Linked DNA regions of Homo sapiens: region 1 is linked to region 2. A link is a loop called in an ENCODE intact Hi-C map of the cell type or tissue named here. Cell type or tissue: heart right ventricle. All regions are shown on one strand. Each heading gives the region's core, and the rest is flanking DNA. Links, peaks and the distances in the headings are about the cores only. Region 1 overlaps LOC124900815 (a long non-coding RNA gene). Region 2 has its middle 150 kb from the start of HAND2-AS1.

Region 1 (2,916 bases), core at 317-2,816, 160 kb before region 2:
AAAGTAAAGGCAAAACTAGTGTGGGCCCTTAGCCTCGCCGGCCCCGGCCCTCGGAATGCAAAAGGCGAAAGCTCCCTCCTGGGCAGGGCCAGAGCGAGAGCGAGTGAGGAGCTCCTCCCGGACCTCGGGCCTAGCTTCGGAGGTATTTTTAGCTCCTCTCTCTGCTCCCCAGAGGCTCTTTTGTAAGCTTAACAGAGGCTCAGCAAGCTGCCCTCACCCCGAAGGGCTGTGGGAGGAGGCTGCCCTAGTATCTTGAAGAAAAAAGAAATTGCCTATCCTTAAGTTTAAAACAATATTCGCTCTCTCTAGGCTCCCCTTCTGTTCTCTCGTTTTTTTCGCCCGCAGGAACACTCCAAGTTCCACAGTTAAAGAGGACCGGGAGGGCAGGAATGGGTGGGGCCTGGAAATCAGCTCCGAAACTGGGTGCGGCACACCTTCCTCTGCCTTTCTGCCTCTCTCCCGGCCACTGCTGCTCCACGGGAGCCAGTCTTGGATACCTAGGGTGGGGGACAGGGGGACGGGAAGAGCCTCGGTTGTCTCCAGGTAGGCAGGGAACCCGGAGCATTTATTTAAAGTTACTTATTTTTTTAAAATAAAGGCTTAAAATAAGTCCAAATGTTTCTGCAACAGAGTTTCCAACACACTGTTCAGGAATGCGAAACTCGGGACCCAGACTAGCAATCCCCAAGTGGGTGAATTCTTATTATGTAGAAACCTGCTCTCTATGCTCCCCCTCTCACCTTGGAGAGGCCTCAGTACAGCCTTCGGGCTTGGGCCGCAGGCTTCCCTGGACTTCCGCAGTCCCCCTTCTCCCCATTCCAGAACCTGCCGAGCCCCTGCTGCATCTGGGACCCGCCTTCACCGTTTCCCAATCCCAGCGGTTAGCCCCTGCGCCCCCTTTTTGGTCTCCACTTTGCCGTTCGAAAATGCCTAGGTTGGTGGATCGACCCTCCGCGGAGCAAAGACGGATGGCTGGCAGGAGCAGGTTCAGGAGCTGGGCCAAGGTATTCTCTGCTTCCGCCTTTGTGTCCGCCCCCCCGCCCCCTGCTCCCCGCTTCCCGCCAGCATCTCTCCTTTTCTGCTCAGGAGTGTTTGGCCCGGCGGTCCACCCCGGCTTCCCGAGATACGCTAGAGTTGCCCCCACGTCCTGTCCGCCGCGCCCCTACCCACCGGGTTGCCTTCGGGGCCCTTCGGTGCTGTGTAGTCGGCGTGGCGCTGTGAGCTAGGCGAACAGGAACCCCCAGGCCCGCCACGTCTACGCTATTAGCAGCCAGGTAGCCCTGCGGGTCGAAGATGCTCAGAGGAGGAGTAAATGCAGAGAAAAAATAGAGGAAGGAATAAAAAAAAAAACAAAACAAAAACACGTAACATACACGCACTCAAAACCAACTTTGGGATTGGACTTTTTCAGTTTCACACGAAGAGACTTGGAGTATCTGGAGAAGGTTTTTGAAGACGTTTAGGAGGGAGGGTGAGTTTTCTGCTGAGAAACTCAATCTGCCATACAGTAGCGGCCCCATCTGGGATCTGTCACTGCTGACAGCACCAGAGGGCACAGCCGTGATCTTCTGCACAGCCTGCACTCCCCGAAATACCCTCCTTAATCAAAGGATGTCTGCGCGCCTGAGCTCAGCTGACCGCGCCGGGAGCACCAGGGCCGTTGGATTCCACCCCAGCCCGCCCCCTCCCCACGCACACAGCCACGGCCCCTCGCGTCTTCGCGGCACGTTAATTAAATGCGGAAAACAGACAGAGGCTGATGTCATTGCTCTCACAAGATCATAAACGTAAAAGAGTCATCCTGTGAGAATCCCTGAAAATGACTTTAATGAATAATTTCAGAGACAGTTATGACTTTGGGTGATTACTGAGCAAGAATATGAAAACCAGATTTGCAAAGCGAAGGCGATGGTCAAAAGGCCTGGCAGTTACTTTCTCTCATTAAAACCGCACCGGCTTTCCTTCTTCGCCAAGTACTAGTTACCAACTGAGGTTGCGTTTTCAGGTTTTCTTCTTCAAAATAACAGTCTTCTTTTCCTGCTTTTCTGCCTTATCCTAAAGACAAAATGTCAGCTCCAGGGAACGACATTAACAACCCACTTTAAATTGAAGGCAACTCTGCACTGGCGTCAGTGGCCATTGGCTTCCATCTTTTTACAAAGGTTGGATTTACTGCCATCTTAGGATCATATCTCTTTTGGCCTCTTCTCTAGGCAATGTATTTAATGAAGGTTGAACATTCTCACTGACCCTGAGTCAGTGCACTGTTTGTTGTAAAGGATCTCAGCTGGTGGGGCAAAAAACAAGTTCCAAACAACCTGCCTTTACAGAAGAGTCTCCCTGACTCTTTAGTTCTAGGTCACCAATGAACTGAAAAATGATTTGGTGCTACATTAAGGAATATTTTCAAACACTCCATCTGGCCATGGAGAAGCATCCAGTTGGTTATATCTGGTTGCTCATGCATTAAAAATACTATTTGAGAAAACAACTAGGGTGTTAGTTGTGGAAGTGGCCTGGTGAGTACCCTCTGATCTTTTGCACGAAGTTTAGCTGCCTGCAAGTCTGTCTTCTTTGCTTGAAAATATAAACTGGGACTCTCTGGGCCTGTGTCCCATGTGGATTTATTCCACTTAATTCAAGTAAAAGTTTGTTTATACTCTGAGCAAGAAAGTATTATAGGCACAAGTGATGTGGAGTTTTCAGTTTGCTTGTTTTTTGCTGTTGTTTGTTTGCTTTTGAGCGATCTGAGTGATTTAGAAAACTAATGTGTCTCAGTCGGCTCCACCATTCAGACAGATCATAGAGAACCCACTTACCAGCACTCTAGAAAACTGTACTTTGTGCAGACATTGCCTGATCCTCCCCTTTCTAGAAGCACAGATAGGCCAGAATCCTTCAGTCACTGAGGACACA
Region 2 (2,916 bases), core at 110-2,609:
GTTTTCTAAATAGGTATAATTTACAAATATTTATACTCACTTTTGATTAAATTACTTTAAGCAAAAATAAAGCATGTTAACACATGAGTAGAGGTGAGAGTTATAACAATTAACTTCTAATTTTTATTTAATAATTCTAAATTTCTGATTATAAGAACCTCAACATTGCCAGGAATATTATATATTTAAATTGGAAAAACATCACTAGAACAAATACATTTTTAAGAAAATTCAATGCCGTCACAGGCTGGCTCCTTCCTTCCCACTTGTGATGTTCTCCTCTGTAACTTCTCCCCTTTAACTGTATTAGACAGGATTCTCCGGAGAAACAGAAGCAATAGGATATATGCAGACATATAGAAAAATATTTATTATGACACGTTGGCTCACACAATTATAGATGCCAAGAAGTCTCAGAGTAGCTGTCAGCAAGCCCAACAAAGCCAGTGGTGTAGTTCTAGCCCAAGCCTGAAGACCTGAAAACCAGCAGTTCCAATGTCTGAGGGTAGGAGAAGACAGTTGTTCCAGCTCAAGCAGACACAGTGAATTCATCCTTCCTCTGCCTTTCTGTTCTATCTGGGCCCTCAATGGATTGGACGTTGCCGCCCGTATTGATGAGGGCAGATCTTCTTTACTCAGTCAACAGATTCAAACACGACATTTTTCAAGAAACACTCTCACAAACACACCCAGAAATAATGTTTCACCAGGTATCTGTATCATCTTAAGTGTGCTTAAGTTGATACAGAATTAGCTATCATATCACCTATCCCAAACTCCCAAGTTCTTTAAGATCCTTCTCAAATCCCACTGCTCAATAAAGCTGACCCGAGAACTCCAGCCTGCATCAAACTCTGCTTCCTAAGCAGACACACACCTATTAGCTGTATCATTAATTTACACACAATTGTTTAGAACTGATTACATGCAGCTTCACACAGTACTACATATAGTTATTTAATTTTTAGCGCATGCAATTATCTCTCCCATTAGTTTCTGAGATGTCTAAAGGCAGGCAGGTCACACTTTCTGTTCTGAGGGCACATTAGCTATATATTTTGTTGAACAAATTATTATTTTTTCATTTATTCAACCACCACTTACTTGGTACTCACTATAAGCCAGGGACTGTGCTAAGTTCTTGGCATGCAAGGATTCTTCTGTTATTTATTAATTCAATCCATTTGTATGTACCAGGTGCCTGAGATACAGGCATAAAGTAAATCAAATCTCTGGTTTCATGGGCCTTACATTTTAGTAGGGGGACAGATAATAAAGAAATGCAGACATATATTTTATCAAGTAATGATAAGGGCTGTGAAGAAAATGAAACAAAGTGATAGAGGGTGGAAAAATGGGAGGGTGAGGATGTTTTAAAGAAGATGGTCAGGAAAGGTCTCTGAGGAGATGGCATTGGAGTGGAGACCCAAGTGAAGTGAGAGAGAGAGAGACAAGCAAATCCCTGAGGGGACAAAGTTTCTGGCAGAGGGAACGGCAAGTGCCTGAGACGAGAGTGCCCTCGGCATGTCCCAGGCGTAGCAGGTTGGCGAACTGCAGCTAGAAGGCCTTGAGTGACAGGGAGAGCTCCCTGGAATCAAGGTCAGAGAGAGAGGCAGAACCAGTCCACAGCAGACTTTAAAGGGTTTAACTTTATGCGTGATGGGAAGACATTGGGGGGTTCAGAGTAGGGGACTGATGTGGTATAATGTGTGATACGTGAGACCAGTGAAAAAGACCCTGTAGCTGCACAAAAGAGACTTCAAATTTATTATCGAAAGTTCTACTACACAAACATTCATAGACATTTATATAAAACTATGAAATTGTAAAAAAGGAATCTACCAGAAATAAAAATAATCTGCTCTGTGTATGGTCTGTACAGAGTGCATATATAGGTGGGTAATTGTAGGAAATGGAAAATAGCAAATTAAAATGGAAGATTATAGCCTCAAAAGTTACAAAGATAAGAAATATAGCATTTAGGAACTGAACACTCAAATCAAAGAAATGCAATTTATTTATCTGAGAAATAAAAGGTGTGGCTAAATTGAGATTTTGCTTTTATATTTTAATGTCTCAAGGTATAAAGATATGATTTAAACACTCTCTTTAGGAATATAAATTACTGTTAATTGAATTGTAGGTCCCGAACAATGTTTAGTGAATATTTACAGTGAACATTTTCCTCACACTGGGGCATAGTGACTATCTGGTAAGTTGGCTTGAAGAGCTGTGAGGTAGACACAATATGGTCTTAAGGTATTAACTAATCCAAGCTCCTTTTTCTGTTCACAGATGACCTCTTAATGCTGTACATAAGAGATTTGGGTTGTAATATTAATTTTGTTGTTAGTGTGATAGGTGACTTGTAGCAAGACAAAATAAGGAAGGTCATCGCTAATGTCTATTGAGTGCTTACCCTGTGCCAGCGACTATGTGAGCTCTGTGCCTTACATTGCTGTTTTAAGGGCTTCACTAATGGCTTTCTTTACCAGAATTCTTTTTGTTATTTATTTTTATTGTCAAATTATAATTATACATATTCTTATGAGGTACAAAGTGATGTAATGATATATGTATACAGTGTGGAATGACGGAATCAAACAATTAACATACCCAGCACCTGAAATACTTATCATTTGTTTCTCCTGTCTAAATGCAATTTTGTACCCTTTGACCCACATCTCCCCATTCTTCCCAGGCTCCCAGGCTCTAGTAACTTCCATTCTACTCTTTGCTTCTATAAATTTGATTGTCTCATGTAAGTGAAAACATGGGCTATTTGTCTTTCTGTGCCTGGCTTATGTCACTTAGCATAACGTCCTCCAGGTTCGTCCATGTTGTTGCAAATGACAGGATTTCCTTCTTTCTTAAGGCTGAATAGCATCCTATTGTGTAGATATACCACATTTTCTT

What was found. A loop is a pair of places that touch in the nucleus more often than their neighbours do. Peaks named below come from ENCODE experiments on the same cell type or tissue, not always from the same donor. Only the 100,000 strongest peaks of a DNase experiment are listed, where the experiment ranks them.
Region 1: it touches region 2 in a loop (5-fold over the local background); 2 of 110 quality-filtered maps call a loop at or near these places.

Annotation. Positions count from the first base shown.
Region 1 is chr4:173,517,809-173,520,724 of GRCh38, forward strand. It overlaps LOC124900815 (a long non-coding RNA gene), which reads left to right. Exons shown (of 4, transcript XR_007058371.1): 3 at 823-1,004; 4 at 1,087-2,491. It also overlaps a transcript of SCRG1 not described here. Among named protein-coding and RNA genes, the nearest start is that of HAND2, 11 kb to the right of the region's middle. RefSeq lists enhancers at 352-1,551, 1,128-1,714. In heart right ventricle, for the core only: no CTCF peak of the experiment used is centred there; DNase peaks (open chromatin) are centred at 333, 983, 1,063 and 1,573; H3K4me3 peaks cover 1,795 bases; H3K27ac peaks cover 2,500 bases; H3K27me3 peaks cover 149 bases.
Region 2 is chr4:173,678,934-173,681,849 of GRCh38, forward strand. No RefSeq gene overlaps it. Among named protein-coding and RNA genes, the nearest start is that of HAND2-AS1, 150 kb to the left of the region's middle. In heart right ventricle, for the core only: no CTCF peak of the experiment used is centred there; a DNase peak (open chromatin) is centred at 1,545; H3K27ac peaks cover 1,752 bases.